Linked DNA regions of Homo sapiens: region 2 is linked to region 1. A link is an interaction called in ENCODE POLR2A ChIA-PET data of the cell type or tissue named here. Cell type or tissue: A673. All regions are shown on one strand. Each heading gives the region's core, and the rest is flanking DNA. Links, peaks and the distances in the headings are about the cores only.

What was found. Peaks named below come from ENCODE experiments on the same cell type or tissue, not always from the same donor. Only the 100,000 strongest peaks of a DNase experiment are listed, where the experiment ranks them.
Region 2: POLR2A ChIA-PET joins it to region 1 with 5 read pairs; 2 of 35 experiments call an interaction of 5 or more read pairs at or near these places.

Annotation. Positions count from the first base shown.
Region 1 is chr4:116,190,746-116,196,180 of GRCh38, reverse strand. It overlaps the pseudogene TTC39CP1. Among named protein-coding and RNA genes, the nearest start is that of MIR1973, 110 kb to the left of the region's middle. In A673, for the core only: no CTCF peak of the experiment used is centred there; no DNase peak of the experiment used is centred there; H3K27ac peaks cover 2,500 bases.
Region 2 is chr4:116,326,543-116,330,382 of GRCh38, reverse strand. No RefSeq gene overlaps it. Among named protein-coding and RNA genes, the nearest start is that of MIR1973, 29 kb to the right of the region's middle. In A673, for the core only: no CTCF peak of the experiment used is centred there; no DNase peak of the experiment used is centred there.

The sequences.
Region 1 (5,435 bases), core at 1,829-4,328:
TGGGAGATTAAAGAAATTTAACAACTCAGTGCAAGTTAAAATCTTGCCTTGGATCCAGGACCAGATTTTTGTCACTTATAGCAATGGAACAATAGGAAATATTTAAGTAAGGTCATTAAATAAGATACTAGTACTGTATCAATGCTGATACTACAGTTTTTATACTTACACTATAGTTAAATATAATCTTCATCTTTTTTCTTAAGAAAAAATATTGAACATAACAGTACAGATTTAAAACACTGTAAGATGGTAACAGAAAATTCAACAGGTTTTTGACTTGTTTGCTACAGTATGTGGAGGTACTGACCTGAAAAATACAGAAATTCACCATTCTGAATTATCTTGTATTTTATTTCAAATCCATTTAATTAACCTTTCAAACATATGGTTTTAAATATCCATGTCTTATATAGAAAACTGCTTGAAATATTTCTGTGTTACTTGAATAACCATTATGTGTATATGCATAAACCAGGAAAGGTCTAATTGCTATTTGCATGAATTATTTACAGCTAAGTGGCCCATGAAAAAAATGAGAGTCCATAAAAATGCTATTGTGTGCTAAAACCAATCTGTCTTGCTCATTTTAATTGTGAATGAGAATATCAGTTTATAGATTTTAGAAGCATAGGCTTATAAATGTTTCTCACAAACAAGAACAAAGGTTATAGAAGCAATCTGTCAACTAAATGCTTTAATAAACTTTCATACAGAATGCTTTATTTCCCCCAGAAAACTGGGTTTTCTGTTCCCAAAGGCGGATCACTAAGATGCCTCTTTTATTCTGTGTAACTAACTTATTATCATTTCAACTAATATAGTTGTAGTATGTATGTATGTATGTATGTATGTATGTATGTATGTATGTATGCATGCATGTACTGAGACAGAGTCTTGCTCTGTCGCCCAGGCTGGAGTTCAGTGGCACGATTTCAGCTGACTGCAACTTCTGCCACCTGAGTTTAAATGATTCTTCTGCCTCAGCCTCATGAGTAGCTGGGACTACAGGAGCGCGCCACCATGCCTGGCTAATTTTTGTATTTTTAGTGGAGACAGGGATTCCCGATGTTTAACAGACTGATCTGGAACACCTGATGTCAGGTGATCCGCCCGCCTCTGCCTCCCAAAGTGCTGGGATTACAGGCCTGAGCCACCGTGCCTGGCCTGTTGTAGCATTTCAACAGATCTAACATGGTGACCGCCATGGAGTTGATTTGTTGTTGTTGTTTTCAATCATTTGTATGGCATATATATTCAGGGCATTTAAAAATAGAAGTTTCTAGGTTGGTGAGCACATGAAGGTTCTGGAAGGGTGGCATGCCCTGAGAGGGCATGAAAGCTCTATGCCCCTTCCCACATACCTTGCCCTGTGCATCTCTCCCATTTGACTGTTCCTGAGTTGTGTCCTTTATAATAAGTCATGACAAATCAAGTGTCTTAACTCCTTTTCATAATGCTTTGGAACTTGCAATACGTCTGAGAGAAATTCAACATGTCTGTCTGTATGAAATTGGTTGGTGCCAAATGGTAAAGCTGAATTGCAAGGATAAATTTGATTCCTTAGAGAGGCTGAAAAAAAATAAAGGGTTCAGACAGTCCCAGTGCTATCTGCCTGTTTAACTGCAGTTTGTCAGGAATCCACTGGTGATGTGGGAGGCACAGTTTGTCTTTAAAGAAGTTCACAAACTCTTCAAAAGGAAAAACAACCAAATTGAACAGTTCTCTGTGAAAAAGTCAGAGGGAGTTTGGAAACAAACCTTAACCAAACTGCCCTGTGTGCTGGCATCTACTGAAGTGTTATACTTATAGAAAGCCCTTCCAAACTGTTCTGTTCCCAACCTATAGAGGAATTAGTCAAATTTCGCCAGTGAGTGGATAATTCATCTATTGGATTAAAGTATTTGCTTCTTGGTGCCATACATAAATCTCTAGGAAACTCAGAAGATGTTGTTCAGTTATTTCAGTAAGCAATTAAAGATGAGTTGTGTCGTCAGTATAACTTATATGTTCAACTGTATGCTTGCTGTGAACTTGGCTATTTTCTATTAGTGAAAGCAGAGACTAGAGAGAAGCAGAACTCTACTTCTTAAGAAAAGTACGATTGCTCTGGCTCCAACTTTGAAAACGGATTGCATTTTTACATCGATTCCAGTCTTTCTCAGAAAATTGGTTTCTCAGTGACAGATCTGATGTTTCTGCTCTGTCACTCTCCACCCAGGTTCTGTTTTTTAAGATCAAAGCAGAGGACAAAGCTCTTGTAAAGATGAGCTTTTGTTCTGAAAATCACCTATGCCAAAGACACATTTTTCCAATTAGGCTGACATATTAAATATCTCCTCTTTTAAACATATAACTAAAACGTAATAATAATAATAACTACCTGGGAAGACAGTTAAATGAACTTGTTCATTTTAATTTTGTGATTTATTAATTTTAAAACAAAATTAAACTAAGTATTCAAAAATAAAATACAGAAGCAACTAATCTCAGTCATTATTGATCTCAGCATATTCACATTTAAAGAGAATGGTGGGCAAGATAGCTATACATTCTTCATTTTTATTTTTGTGTTTGTTTGTTTCAATGATAAAAACAGATGAGTCTATTCTTCTAGATACCAGAAATTGTTATAGCACCATAAACTGGAAGTTATTAAAGTTCTTAATTAATTGAACAGCTTTTACCTGTAACACACTCTAGATGAATCTCATTTTAATTTTCTTTATACTACCTGTCCTTTGAAATAGAAAGTAAATAATATTCTCTTGGCAACTGTTTTCCCTTATTAACTAATTATGATTATATTTATCCAATATTTATTGGACTTTTACCACATATAAAGTACTGTGGTAGACTCTGACAATACAATAGTAAATGAGTGTGGTAGGCTCTGACAATACAACAGTAAATGAGATATGTTCCCATCTCCATAAATGAATATATGGATTTTTAGAAATGGTAACTAAGTAAGCAGGATATCAGAATAAGAGACAAACAGGATAAAGTGAAAATATAATTCTGAGGATACTTTTGAACTCTGCATTGTAGTTTTGTCCTTGTTTCATACAATATCCAGATATCCATGTTTATTTACTATTAAATGATGAAAAGAATCAAAAATATGTGACTCATGTGAAGACAGATGCCAAGGGCAAAAAACCAACCAAACCAAACAAACCTGGACTTTTTATTTTATTATTTTTTTAAAGTGCTGCTTTCACTGATTTTTTTAATATAATTACAACAAAGGTAATCTTTGCTTATACAGAGAAGAATATTTAAGAGAAAAAAGATGATAAATTTGAAATCAAGAGCCAACTTATTAGAAAGTTCAGTGCATCTGTCTTGACATTCAATTAAATGTCTAATTTGAATATTAGATTTTTTAAAAAAGCATGCCCATTATTGAAAGCTCAATCGAAATTAGCCAAATTCTTTAGAATCTTTAGAGATGCTTAACATAATATAATATTCCTGTACTCAATGAGAATATTTCATAATTTTTGGCTTAAAAATTGAGCATAATCTATAGCCTAAAAATGTAATGAAATGAAAGTAGGTAGAAGCTACCCACATTTGCAGTCTTGGCTGTGTCCTAGGCTCCTCTTGATGGGCATTGCTCATATCTGTAGCATACAAATACTTTTACAATAGGTAGATTGGCTTCAGTAAGAATGTTATAATTTACATAGTTTTTTTCTTATCTGAGAAGATTAATTTAAGGTTTTTTTATTTGCAGAGGGCCAACCTCATGTAGTAAATTTTTCTTTTCACAATATTTCTCCAGCTATCCTCTTTTTCTTCATTATCATCAGATACATAGCTTTTCACCTAATCTAATTCAGAAATTGCAGTGTGTGGTCATTTCATATTTTCTGTCTTTCTTCCCTAATCCATGAAAACCAGCATCCAATTTAAATTCTTAAAACTTAAACCCGACACAAACACTTTCCTTATTTGAAATTATATAAAAGCAAACAAAAATCTCAAATTACCCCATTCCTTCCATAATTAAATGCGTTTTTCTCACATTGACAGTTCATGCTTCACCCACCAATTCTTATTCTGCATTCACTATCTGCTCCCAATACCTTTTCTGATAACCAAATGTTTCACTGAACACCCATAGTATTATTTAGCTTCAATATGGTATCAATAATGGCTAACATTGTCTCCTGGAGCTTTATATATACCAGGCATCATCCACAGTATAAAGTAAAATAAGGGTAACTTTCATAATATTAAAGTTCTGCAAATAATAAGAGACAGTGCCTGGCTTTGAATCATTCTTCTCCATTACTATATCTTACCTTATTTTATAATTATTTATTCAGGTGAATTAATTTTCCTGTTCCTACTCCCCCATCTGATTGTTAGTTGTAACAAGTAGAGATTGGCTAACCATCTTCAAATCCCATGCCATCAATATTTGAATATTTATTAACTCAATAAGACTAACACAGATGTATAAATATATAGAACACAGGTGAAATAAAACCACATGTGTAAATGTTTACACCAATACTAATTAGAATTAATTATGTTAATTAAATACTTCTTTGTGATGCAAAAGAGTAATTCTACCAGTGTCACTTAGTTATCTTGATATTATTCTTTACAGTAAATTATCAAAATCTGAATTTCCTAAATGTGTTTATTTATAATACAACAGATATGAATTAGTCTAATCAACCATAATTATAGTGAAAATTTGAGCATGTCAAAGAATATATGCAATAGTGTATTGAATGATTATTACAATAATAAGCAAACTAATTAAACTCTATTCAACCAATTTTTAAAATCACATTAGAACCTTAACAAATAATGCTTCTCTTGTTGACAATTATGAGGAATAATGCTTTCATTTATTTAAACTAGTCATTTTTGAGGAAAGTATTAAAAATAGCTATTACCTATGGACTTACAATGTTTATAGTGTACAATTCTGAGTCCAAGAAGTCAGACTAACGTATTATATTTTCTTAGAAGTTGTGAATTAAATAAATCGTGTGAAAGAGCTCAGAGAGTGATGAGGTTATAACACTGGGGCTAATACCAAAAAGTATCCCAGACAATTTTTAAAAAATTATTATTATTATTATTTTAAGTTCTGGGTTACATGTGCAGGATGTGCAGTTTTGTTACATCGGTAAACCTGTGCCATGGTGGTTTGCTGCACCTGTCAACCCATCACCTAGCTATTAACCCCAGCATGCATAAGCTATTTTCCCTAATGCTCCCCCCACCATCACCTGCCGTCCCTCGACAGGACCCAGTGTGTTGTTACCCTCCCTGTGTCCATGTGTTCTCATTGTTCAGCTCCCACTTATAAGTGAGAACATGCAGTGTTTGGTTTTCTGTTCCTGCTTTAGTTTGCTGAGGATAATGGCTTCCGGCTTCACCCATGTCCTTGCAACATTCTAAGAAAA
Region 2 (3,840 bases), core at 1-2,500, 140 kb before region 1:
GCGACAGAGCGAGACTCCGTCTCAAAAAAAAAAAAAAAAAAAAAAAAAAAAAAAATTTTGTAGCGATAGGGGCTTATTACCTAGGATGGTTCTGAACTGCTGGCTTCAAGTGATCCTCTCAACTTGGTTTCCCAAAGTACTGCAATTACAGGGTTGAGTCACCATGTTAAGTCTATGTTTATTTGTAATATTTGATATTATCAAATTACTGGATATTTATAATACATATGTAATTTCAAACTGTAGTAATAAAATGAATACCTGAGTACATACCACTTAATTTAAGATCTTATCATTTTAATATCTCATCAAAATAGTACAAAATACTGTAGAGAAATGAAAGCATAATGGTTTTATCAATTTTTGTTTCTATAAAAAATTACCTTGACTGGGTAATTGATAAACAATATAAATTTATTGCTCACAGCCCTGGAGGCTGAGAAGTTCAAAATCAAAGTGCTGGCAGGTTCAGTCTGATGAGAGCTCTGCCTTTGCTTTAAAGTAGGGAGGGACCTTCTTCCTGCATCCTCACATGGCAGAAGGGGTAAACTGGCTCCCCTGAGCCTTTTTATAGGGCATTAATCCCGTTCATGAGGATGGAGCCCTCATGACCTAATAACCTTCCAAAATCCCCACCTCTTAATACTATTCCATTGGTCATTAGGTTTTAACATGAATTTTGGGACGACACCAACATTCAGATTATAGCATATACATATTTGAATACAAATAGAGTATTCATGACACAGTGTTTGAATTTTGAATCCTATTAAAGAGACTTCATTATGTTTAATTGGATAATCAAATACAAATAAAGCCTATAATGTATATGGCAATTGTTAAGGGATGAATGTGTCCCTTACAAATTTATATGTCAAAATATGGATTCTAAGCCCCAGTAATTTGGATTGTAATTGTATTTGGTGATGGGACTTTAGAGAAGCAATTAAGTTAGAATAAGGTCATTAGGGTAGACATTAATCCAATATGATGCATGTCCCCATAAAAAGCAAAGATTAAGGCAAAGGCTCGCAGAAGAAACACAGCATGGAGATGTCAGGAGAGGACAGCTGTCTACAATTTAGAAGCAAGTCCTTGGAGGAAACCCGCCTTGAAATTGGGACCTCTAGCCTCTAAAATTGTGAAGATAAATTTCTGTTGTTTAAGCCACCCATTTCGGTGGTACTTTGTTATAGCACTCTTAGAAAACTAACACAGTAATCTTAGCCCTGTCAAATACTGACATGTAAGTATATTTCAAAAGACGTACATCATAGCCATAGAGCACTCACTATAAAATGAATATTTGTGTCCTTCCAAAATGCACATGTTGATATCTAATCCCTAATGATGGTATTAGGAGGTAGGGTCTTTGGGAGGTTTACTAGCTCATGAGGGCAGAATCCTTATAAATGGGATTATTAGTGCCCTTATAAAAGAAACTTCAGAGAGCACCCTCACCTTTTACACCAGGTAAGGATGCAGCAAGAAGAGGGCTATCTATGGACTAGGAAGATGGCCTTCACCAGAAAGTGAATCTGCCAGCACCTTGATCTTGGACTTCCAAGCCTCCAAAACTGTGAGAAATACATTTCCATTGTATATTTCACTCAGTTTATGGTAATTTTCTTATCGTAGGCTGACTGGACTAAGACAGAACATGTACTTAGATTTTCAAAAGCAGTGAGCTGGTATTATCCTCTATCATACCATAGTTATTTTTGCTTGTTCCTCAGCCAAATAAATTTGAAACATATGCATAACTTTAGAATGTCTTGATCTTTTCTTACAGGCTTATCTCAAACATTTTGCCTAGAATTCCCATTATTCATACCTTCTTAGACTTCAGTTACTGGCAAGATCTAATAGCAGCTTCCCCTCATGGCAGTTGAGCTTTACTTTTTATCCTGGGCTAAGGTTCCTTAACTTTCTATGTGAAAGAGGAAGTTAAAAAAAAAGTCAAAACTACCACCAGATTAAATGACTCACATTAAGAGACACTTGATGAAGAGGATTTCCAGAAACATAATCAGGAATTTTATATATATATATATATATACACACACACACACATACTATATGTTCTTTGCACAATGGTTAAAATTGCGTGTTTTAGTTTCAGACATTTCTATGTTCTAACTGTCCTGTCACTTAGCAGCTGTTGATTCTGATCCTATTTGAACATTAGTGAAAGCTGCCATAAAGAGGGTTAACATAATGCCCATTTCATCCTCATGAGATAGAGTTTGGCATATAGAAATAACTCAGTCTTAAGTATTTACTAGTAGTTCTCAGCATACTTCTTGTTTTAACTTCTCACTGCTGTTGGCTAGGAGTTTCACTGAGCACAAGTGAATAGAAAATATGAACTTCTCTGGCAATCATGTATCAGGCAGCTGGCTTGATGTTAGAGATAGATATGTAAGAGAGAAGACCACTAAACACTCTTGCATAGTAGTCAATGGGGATTAATGAGATTCATTTAAGTTTGCACTGTTTAAAATATCACTAGTATTTATGTAAATTAGTAAGATCCTGAATTTGAAAATAAAACCAGAGGCAGCAGTAAATGTTGCCTTTCATTTTTCCTTTTCTAATCTTCAAATAGAAAATCTCTATTTGATGAATTACATAGTTATTAAATGTAGGAAAGGTAAAGCTATAAATCCAAAGACTCATTCTGTATTGAAAGTCTTTATTGAATGTGGAATTGGGTGTCTTTATGACCACTGTCACTCCACTATGGTGGAGATTGAAGACTGCAATTGAAGAAATGTCAAATACAGTACAGGATCTCTCCTTGACCTCCTCTTTCCGGTGAAAAATTATGTTGCTTTCTTGTGAGGTGAAGTTACTTATAAAGTTAGGTATAACTCAGAAATTTCAAAATTGGAATTTTAAAGTGAAGCTAGTCAAGCTGAGCAAAACATAAATCCACCTAGTCTCTGCTCCCCTCCCTAGCCTAACCCAATTTGAGATGTATGATTCATTCACAATCATGTGATATGATTTCAAAAACACTTTTTTTAAGTTAGAAAATATAGTCTTTCTATTCACACTGCATTGGACTTTCTGGAGTGTAGATTCTTAAAGGATTAATAGGCAGTCGAATCATTCAGACTAAGGAATCTGCAATGGAGTTCTACAATCAAATAAATCAATCTTTGGAGTATTCTCCTCTGCCAAATAATGATGTGAACAGAGCTTTCTCTCCTCTCAGGTTAGATCTTTAGTATTCATTTTTATAAATCAGCAATAAGAAGTTACATATTTTAATTCAAAATAATATAATTTGTCATGTAAATATGATCTAACAAGGAATATACTGAACAAAAGAATTACAAGACCTTAACGGAGACAATCATAAAATTTTACTGAAAAATATGTAAGATGAAAATTAATGGAGAGACATGTCATGCTAATAGGATGCAGATTTGTTAGGTAATTTGTTATCCGTTTGATTTGTAGCATTAATGTGAATAAAGTAAAAAAAAGTTATAAAACATATATGCTAGAGATGGCTATCAAAAATGTGAAAAGTAAGACAATGGTGTGAAGAATAACCTACTAGATATTCATACATTATTTGTGTAGCCTCATTGTTTAAAACAATGTGGTTGGTGCAGCAATATCTGTGTATAACAATAAGGAAATTTTCAGACACCTGTGAAATTTTTATATGATACTAAGCTGCTATTGCAAATGAGTGGGAAAATAAGAAAACGGTACCAGAAAAATTCATTAATCATATAAAGTAAATAGACTTTTATTCTTTCTTTATGCCAGTTACAAACAACAATTCCAGAAAGATAATTAATTTATTTGTGAATGTTATGTTTT